Linked DNA regions of Homo sapiens: region 2 is linked to region 1. A link is a loop called in an ENCODE intact Hi-C map of the cell type or tissue named here. Cell type or tissue: GM12878. All regions are shown on one strand. Region 1 has its middle 22 kb from the start of LINC01338. Region 2 has its middle 19 kb from the start of MIR3977.

Region 1 (4,000 bases):
AATAATCATTAAATATAGTGTGTCCTTAATATTATACAGAATGCTAAAACTGTCCAACACTAAGCATGAGGATAAATTTTTGTGAATAGTTCTTTTTTCATTCACTTGAACCTATAAGCATATATTTATTGTCAGACTATGTAATTGCAGTTCTTGGTTGAGGAAAAATGATCAGTTAAAAGTGGTTTAATATATCTTTCTGGCAGAAAACAATAAATTATTTGAAGCCAATGAGAACAAAGGTAAAACATACCAGAATCTCTGGGACACAGTTAAGGTAGCATTAAGAGTGAAGTTTATAGCACTAAATGTTCAAATCAAAAAGTTAGAAAGATCTCAAATTAAGAACCCAACATCACAACTATAGGAACTAGAGAAAGAAGAGCAAACCAACCCCAAAGCTAGCAAAAGACAAGAAATAACCAAAATCAGAGCTGAACTACTGAAGACAATTGAGACACAAAAAAAAATACTAAAGATCAACAAATCCAGGAGTTGGTTCTTTGAAAAAATTAATAAGATAGACAAGCTGCTAGTTAGACTAATAAAGAAAAAAAAAAAAGAAGATCTAAATAAACATAATCAGAAATGACAGAGGAGACATTACCACTGACCCCACAGAAATACAAAATACCCTCAGAGACTACTAAGAACACCTCTATGAACACTAAAAAATTTAGAAGAAACAGATAAATTCCTGGATACACACAACCTCCCAAGACTGCTCCAGGAAGAAATTGAATCCCTGAACATACCAATAACAAGTTCTGAAATTGAATCAATAATAATTTAAAAAACCTTACCCACCCAAAAAAGCCAGGACCAGTCAGATTCACTGACAAATTTTGCCAGATGTGTAAAGAAGAGCTGGTACCATTCCTACTGAAACTATTCCAAAAAATTAAGGAGGGGGACCTCCTCCTTGACTAATTCTATGAGGTCAGCAATCATCCTGATACCAAAACCTAGCAGAGACACAATTAAAAAAAGAAAACTTCAGGCCAATATCATTGATGAACATAGATGCAAAAATCTTCAACAAAATACTAGCAAATCAAATCCAGCAGCATGTCAAAAAGTTAATCCACCACAATCAAGTAGGTTTCTTCCATAAGGTGCAAGGTTGGTTCACCATACACAAATCAGTAATGTGATTCATCATATAAGCAGAACCAAAACCAAAGCTGTATGATTATCTCAATAGATGCAACAAAAGCTTTTGATAAAATTCAACACCCCTTTATGTTAAAAATCCTCAATAAACTAGGCATTGAAGGAACATACACATATAACTGTGTGTTATATAGGTAAACACACAGTTTACCTATATAACAATCCTACACATGCAGCCCTGAACCTAAAATAAAAGTTAAAAAAAAGAGTCTGATTGTTATTGGAAAACATCAGAATAATAAATTACCTTGATTAGAGTAAGACACATTAACAAAATATCATTTAATCCTCAAAATAAAAAATATATCTTCCTGTGAAAAATTACTACACTCTAGCATCTCTAACAGCAGTACTTGCAACTGCCACTCTGGAGACTCAGAGAAAGGAAATTCTGGTAGCGGTCCTCTCAGAAGCTCATGACTATTGATACCTATCATAGCAATTTCACCGTACTTGTAATGCAGTTGATCTCTTTCTTTACCATTGCTCTCTCTGCCAATATTGCTCTCACTCCCCATTTGGGTGTGAGAGTTTCTAAAAAAAGAAACTCTTCTTTCTTTTTTTAGACTTCCACTTAATCACAGCTGCTTTTTTTCTTCTTTCTTTGTGCATTTCAGTTTCTTTTTTCCTTTCCAATTACTCATTTCCTCTGCTGATTATTTTCTAATTTTCAGTCTTTCTGAGAAGATCTTTTGGTTCTGGTAGTTGGTATTAACTTTGCTGGAGAGAGTGCTTATACCAAGCTACCTTATTAGTTATTGGCCAACCTATAGATTGTCTCTTCCTAAGTCAGAAACTTACTCTTGATCTAACTAGCAGCACCTAGGGTGTCAGGGTCATGTAACCATTTTTCTTAAGGGATGTGTGGCTTGAGGATCACTTGGTGAAATAGAAACTCATACTCCTTTGTTTCTCTGTCACAGCTGCTATGGGAGTTGTGCAGAACACACAGAACTTTTCAGAGCTTCTGAAGTCAAAAATGAACTAAAAAAGGAAAATTTTAATCGTTCAAATAGCTGACGGCAGGCCCAATACAAATGCTGCTGCTGCTGGCACCCAAATGGATCATCCAGGAGCCTAGGGGTTAACCTGCCCCACCCACCACCACTAGTGTCTGTGCATGTTGTCCAGGGATTTGGGAATAGACTTGCCCTGCTCACTGCCACTGGCACAGATGAGCACCATGCAGGGATCTCAAGACAGGCCTGCCCTTCCTATAACCACCAAAGCTAGCACCCATGTGCACCATCTGGAGGATGGGGGATCAACCCTCCCCACCCACTACCAACCTGCCCACTGTACTGCCCATGTACATTGTCTAGGGGCTGGGTATAGGCTCAATCCAACTGCCACTACTGACTCATATACTTGTAGTGCAAGGGTATAAGGACTAGCCTGTCCAGTCTACCACCAGTGCCTGCACATGCCTCCTGGGGCCTAAGGACTGAACTGCCCAGCCCACTGCTACTGGTGCCCACATGAGCCACTCAGCAGCCCAAGGTTTGGACTGTCAATGCTACTGCCACTGCTAATGCCACACATGACCCACACACCTGGCCTGCTCCTGGCACTGCTGGCACTTTAGCATGTTACCTGGTGGCTGCAGGACCAACCCCCTCTGGGCTTACAACTGCCAGTGCCAGCATACACCACCAAGGAGCCTGAGGACCAGCACACCTGGCCCATCACTGCCATCACTGGTGCCAGAGGACTGATCAGCCTGGTGCCCGTCTTCCCAGGAAAGCCTCACCACAGTCTTCACTAAGACCTGCAGCCTAAGCCACCAAGGAACTCACAGATATCAATAATGCTGATTACAACCAAACAAGGAACACACAGATATCAATAATGCTGATTACAACCAAAGAAATACAGAGACTACACTACTGTGCCCACCCAGAATCAAAGCCAAAGCACCCTACCCAACCAACAGTATAGATATATGATATAGTTTGTACATTTGTCCCCACCCAAATCTCATGTTGAGATGTAATCCTCAGTGTTGGAGATGGGGCCTGGTAAGAGGCAATTTTATCACAGGGACAAATTTCTCATGAAAGATTTAGCACCATCTCCTTGGTGCTGTCCTCACAATAGTGAGTGAATTCTTGTGAGATCTGGTTCTTTAAAAGTGTGTGGCACCTCCCCTCCCTTGCTTTCACCACAGGACATGCCTGCTCCCCTTTGACTTCCACCATGACTGTAAGCTTCTAGAGGCCTCCCTAAAATCTGTGCAGTTGCCAGCATCAGGCTTCCTATAAAGTCTACGGAACTGTGAGCCAACTAAACCTCTTTTCTTTATAAATACCCAGTCTCAGGTATTCTCTGTAGCAATGCAAGAGCAACCTAATGTAATATATCTACAGGAAAAAGTCTTTACCTACAAAAGCAAATTCATAAAATTGGATGAAGCTACTGTTACAACAGATGCACAGGTATCAACCTAAAAATACAAGAAACATGGAAGTGCAAGAAAACATGACACTTCCAAAAGAACACAATAATTATCCGGTAAGATTCCAAAGAAAAGAAAGTCTGTGCAATGCCTGAAAAAGATTCAAAATACTGATATTAGTATTTTGAAACCAGTGAGATACAAGATAACACAGATAACCAATACAAAGAACAAAGAACAATTCATGTTCTGAATGAGAAATTTAATTAAGAGATAGAAATAATAAAAAAAAGAACAAAACCAAAATTTTGGAACTAAAGAATTTAATGAATAAAATTAAAAATACAATCAAGAGCTTCCACAATAGACTAGATCAAGTAGAAGAAGGAATTTCTAAACTTGAAGAAAAATCTTTTGAAAGAATCTAGTCAG
Region 2 (4,000 bases), 60 kb after region 1:
GATAAGGACACAGGCTTGAAGGAAGCTTAATTATTAAGTTTAGAAATTGATTTACATTTACTAAATGCTCTATTATAGTATTACTGAGTTCATTTAAAAAAATTTATAAGGCCAAGCACGGTGGCTCACACCTGTAATCCCAGCACTTTGGAAGGCCGAGGCAGGTGGATCACAAGGTCAGGAGATCAAGACCATCCTGGCCAACATGGTGAAACCTTGTCTGTACAAAAAATACAATCTAGCTCAGGGATTGTAAACGCACCAATCAGCACCCTGTCAAAACGGACCACTCGGCTCTCTGTAAAATGGACCAATCAGCAGGATGTGGGTGGGGCCAGATAAGAGAATAAAAGCAGGCTGCCAGAGCCAGCAGTGGCAACCGGCTCGGGTCCCCTTCCACACTGTGGAAGCTTTGTTCTTTTGCTGTTTGCAATAAATCTTGCTGCTGCTCACTCTTTGGGTCCACACTGCCTTTATGAGCTGTAACACTCACCGTGAAGGTCTGCGGCTTCACTCCTGAGCCCGCCAGATCAATTTCTCAATGATCTGATCATGTTCTTTATAGCATTTCCCCCTCCATATGGAATCCACTCTACGATCACATATTATATTTAGTTTTCATATCTCTTTAATTTTCTTTAATCTGCAAGAGTTCCTCAACTTTTCAGTGACTATGACTTTTATCACATCACCGTTTGTGAAACCTCCAGCCTCTCTCCCCTTTTAAATAAAATGCTTCTAATTTTTTAAATAAAATGCTCCTGATTTTTTTCTGACGTTTCCTCATGATTAGATTTAGTTTTTCTGTGTTCTGCTGGAAGACTACCTAGGTGACGTCATGTCCTTCTTAGGATGTTGCACCAGAGGCACCCAATGTCTGTCTACGCCTCCTTGATAATTTAAGTTGTGATCACCTCTTCAATATATTATCTGATTTCTCCACTATATAGGAGAGAGGCCTGAGTTTGAAAGCCAGGATTTGTCAAAGCACAAAGCACTGCTGGCTGCTTCCTGTTGATTCATTCATCTGCCCTTACTGGGAACTTTAGTGGAGGCATTATCTGCTATGACTCTAAGCTAAGAAAGTTTTCTTTCTCATGAGACCAAGGTCTGGGTAAGGGAGGTTACAGTCAAAAGGATTTCTATAGCTTCTGAATTGTTTTCAAATCCTAACAATTGGCCGCTCACTATTCAGTTAAATTACTCTTAAGGGAAAACAATTTCATCAATTTTTTAAACCTCTTCCCTTTCTAACTCACAGTACTTTTAGGGTCTCTCAACTTCTCCTCCATAAAAGAAGTGTCTGCTTTGTTTGTTCAGACCTGGGTGATTTGTTTCTAAGCAGCAGGCAAATTGCTTTGTTCTCAGAATAAGCTTGAGGAGGAGGGATCCCAGGGTGGGACGGCAATCAGAAGGGTTTATACAATGGTTGGCTCCTCTTTCCTATCATGGAGATCCCAGGGGCCTTAACAACTTGGTTCTAGTCCACACTGACAGTGCTGGAGGTCACATCTCTAGTATCTTTCATTTAATCTTTTTCTGGGGATTTTTCCTGTCCCAGGAGGTAGTTGGAAAGACAGCAAACTTTGGTCAGGCTTTGCAGGTGGGTCTCTTGGCTCATGTGAAATCTGGATGTAATAGATTTAAGTAAACAACTGATCTTAAAGCCAGTCCAATTGCTGTTGCGTCAAAATTTATCCCAGGCCTCAAAGACCTTTAGGGGGAGTAAAGCCAAACGCCTTACCTGTAATTACATTCTGTTGATTTGTCTGAAGTTACTCCCCTTTGTCACTTCAGGTCTACGCAAAACTCCCGAGACAATAATGGGCATTGTTGGTTTGCACAGTGCTGGTGGAAACGTGGGTGCAGAAAGGCAAACTTGTGGTCGGTGCATTTTATTGCAGGATACAAATCACACAGCTGAATCTGGCAACTATTATGAGGCTGAAATAAGCACATATACTCACAGAACAAAGCAACCAAATTATGTGTTTAACATAATAATAATTACAAAAGCTCTACAGGCATCGTTTTGAGCTATCTGCTGCCATAAGTCCCAAGGGCTTCCTTCAACCATGGGGAAACTGAAAAATGAACAGTGACAGGAAGCTGGGGTGGAGCGAGAGCTCAGCCATTAGTTTTCTTTTGTGTGTGAACAATTGTTTTAAAGTTTAAATGCAATATTCAGTGTATCATTTGTTGCCACAAATTATCCCTTGGATAGTTTACTATGAGTGCCAGCTTCTCTGGGGTGCCTTCTGTGTTTTACAAGTGGTTCCATCAAACAATGATTATTATTCTTCAAAAAATGATCCAGAGTGGCTTATTACATGACAGACATGTGGTTTGAGTTTTGTCGTAAATGCAGAACAAAGGGTCTGAGAGTGTTTCTTTTTGTTATCTGAGCTGTGTGGCTCTAAGGAAACATCAGATAGTTCATTATTCAAATGAGAATATTTTCTTGCCTTTCATTTCATTTTCGGTTTTATTTCTGTATATCCATGACATTTTAGCAAGCAAGCTGCCTCCTCTAGAAGAGCCATCTGCTTTGCTTTTCAACTGTGAAACCATCTGAGAGAACGAATACCTTCTTCCTCATAGAAACACATATGGGGTGAGGGGAGTGGTATTGTTAATTATATATATGATTATGCATGAATATATACATAAATAGGTATATATTTATGTGTATTTGTATATGTGTATGTGTGTGTGTGTGTAGTGTCTTTCTTTACTTTTTTCTGTTTTTAAAAAATACTAGAGCATAGTTGTACAATCAAGGAACTTGGTCTCAATAAACAACTAAGCAAAAATCTCCGACCCACCTTTCTCCCATGTCTCAAACCTTTCTCAGTGCAATAGGGTATGAGTTACATAAGCATGGGGACTTTGGTCTGCATGTTGATTGGTATATTCCTGGTGTATAGAAGAGTGTCTGGTATATAGTAGTTGCTAAAATAATAGTTGTTGGATGAAGTGGTATGAATATCAGTGTTCCTCCTCAGTAAATTCTGTGTGTCAGGCATGTAACAGTCAGAAATTACTCTTCCTCACTATGATTGTGCCTGTCGTTACTCCCACTCAGAATGGTTATAATCTTTTGCCTGGTGCTAATATACCCTGTGCTATGGTGATGGTTTGGGGCAGGACACCTTCTATGACTTGTGTTACATTTTCTTACTAGATGACAAAGCAAAGATGCCTTGAGGCCATTTCCTATGAGTTGTCAGGCATCCCTGCCAACTCTGTAGGATTACTTAAATTATCACCAGTGAACATACATTTTGGATCCTGGCCTCAGGACTTTTTCTACATGAATATATTGATGGAAGAAACAGGAACCTATTATCTATTGAGATGACTGATAGTAAACCACTACCATAACTCAGGAAATCTGTGAAAAATACCCTCCCATGTATAAGTTAAAATGGCACAGCATAACTGGCCATGAAACAACAGCTATCAGACTAGCTTGATGTCCAATAACTGGAAATGGATTATCTGATTGCACCAAAGATTTCAGAGGCATGAAGTCAGGTCAGCTGGTTTTTGGGTTTCTATTGTGGAAAAGATTCATATTCATATATTGGACCTTGTCCGGCCACTCATAGAGTAACCGAGAGCAACAGACTTTTTGTTCTTGACAGAGATACATAGAATACAAAGGAAGAGACTGGAGATTATCCCTGATGTCAGTAAAGTCTATAGCTCATGGAAATGAGAGCTAGAAACATGTGACAATATTTTTTAGGAACTGTTCTATCATACATTTTCAATAATTCTCTATTTACTACAGAACAGAATTCCCAATTATAAGTAAGTTTTGTAAAAATCTAAGCTAATTCTACCTACTCAGAATCAAGCCTCTTTGCCTGTCCACAGCCACCGTTTGCTGGAACTGAGATGGAGAACACTCACCATTCACTAAACACCCACACCTTGATTTCCCTACCACATTGCTTTGAGGGGCATGCTGTCATCTGTGGTGGCTGAAGTTCCA

Evidence for each region. Peaks named below come from ENCODE experiments on the same cell type or tissue, not always from the same donor. Only the 100,000 strongest peaks of a DNase experiment are listed, where the experiment ranks them.
Region 2: a loop joins it to region 1, with 5 times the contacts of the local background. A loop is called at or near these places in 1 of 110 quality-filtered maps.

The regions. Positions count from the first base shown.
Region 1 is chr5:82,879,659-82,883,658 of GRCh38, reverse strand. No RefSeq gene overlaps it. Among named protein-coding and RNA genes, the nearest start is that of LINC01338, 22 kb to the right of the region's middle. In GM12878, no CTCF peak of the experiment used is centred here; a DNase peak (open chromatin) is centred at 1,808.
Region 2 is chr5:82,819,575-82,823,574 of GRCh38, reverse strand. No RefSeq gene overlaps it. Among named protein-coding and RNA genes, the nearest start is that of MIR3977, 19 kb to the left of the region's middle. RefSeq lists an enhancer at 2,401-2,580. In GM12878, no CTCF peak of the experiment used is centred here; a DNase peak (open chromatin) is centred at 2,469; H3K4me3 peaks cover 568 bases; H3K27ac peaks cover 1,376 bases.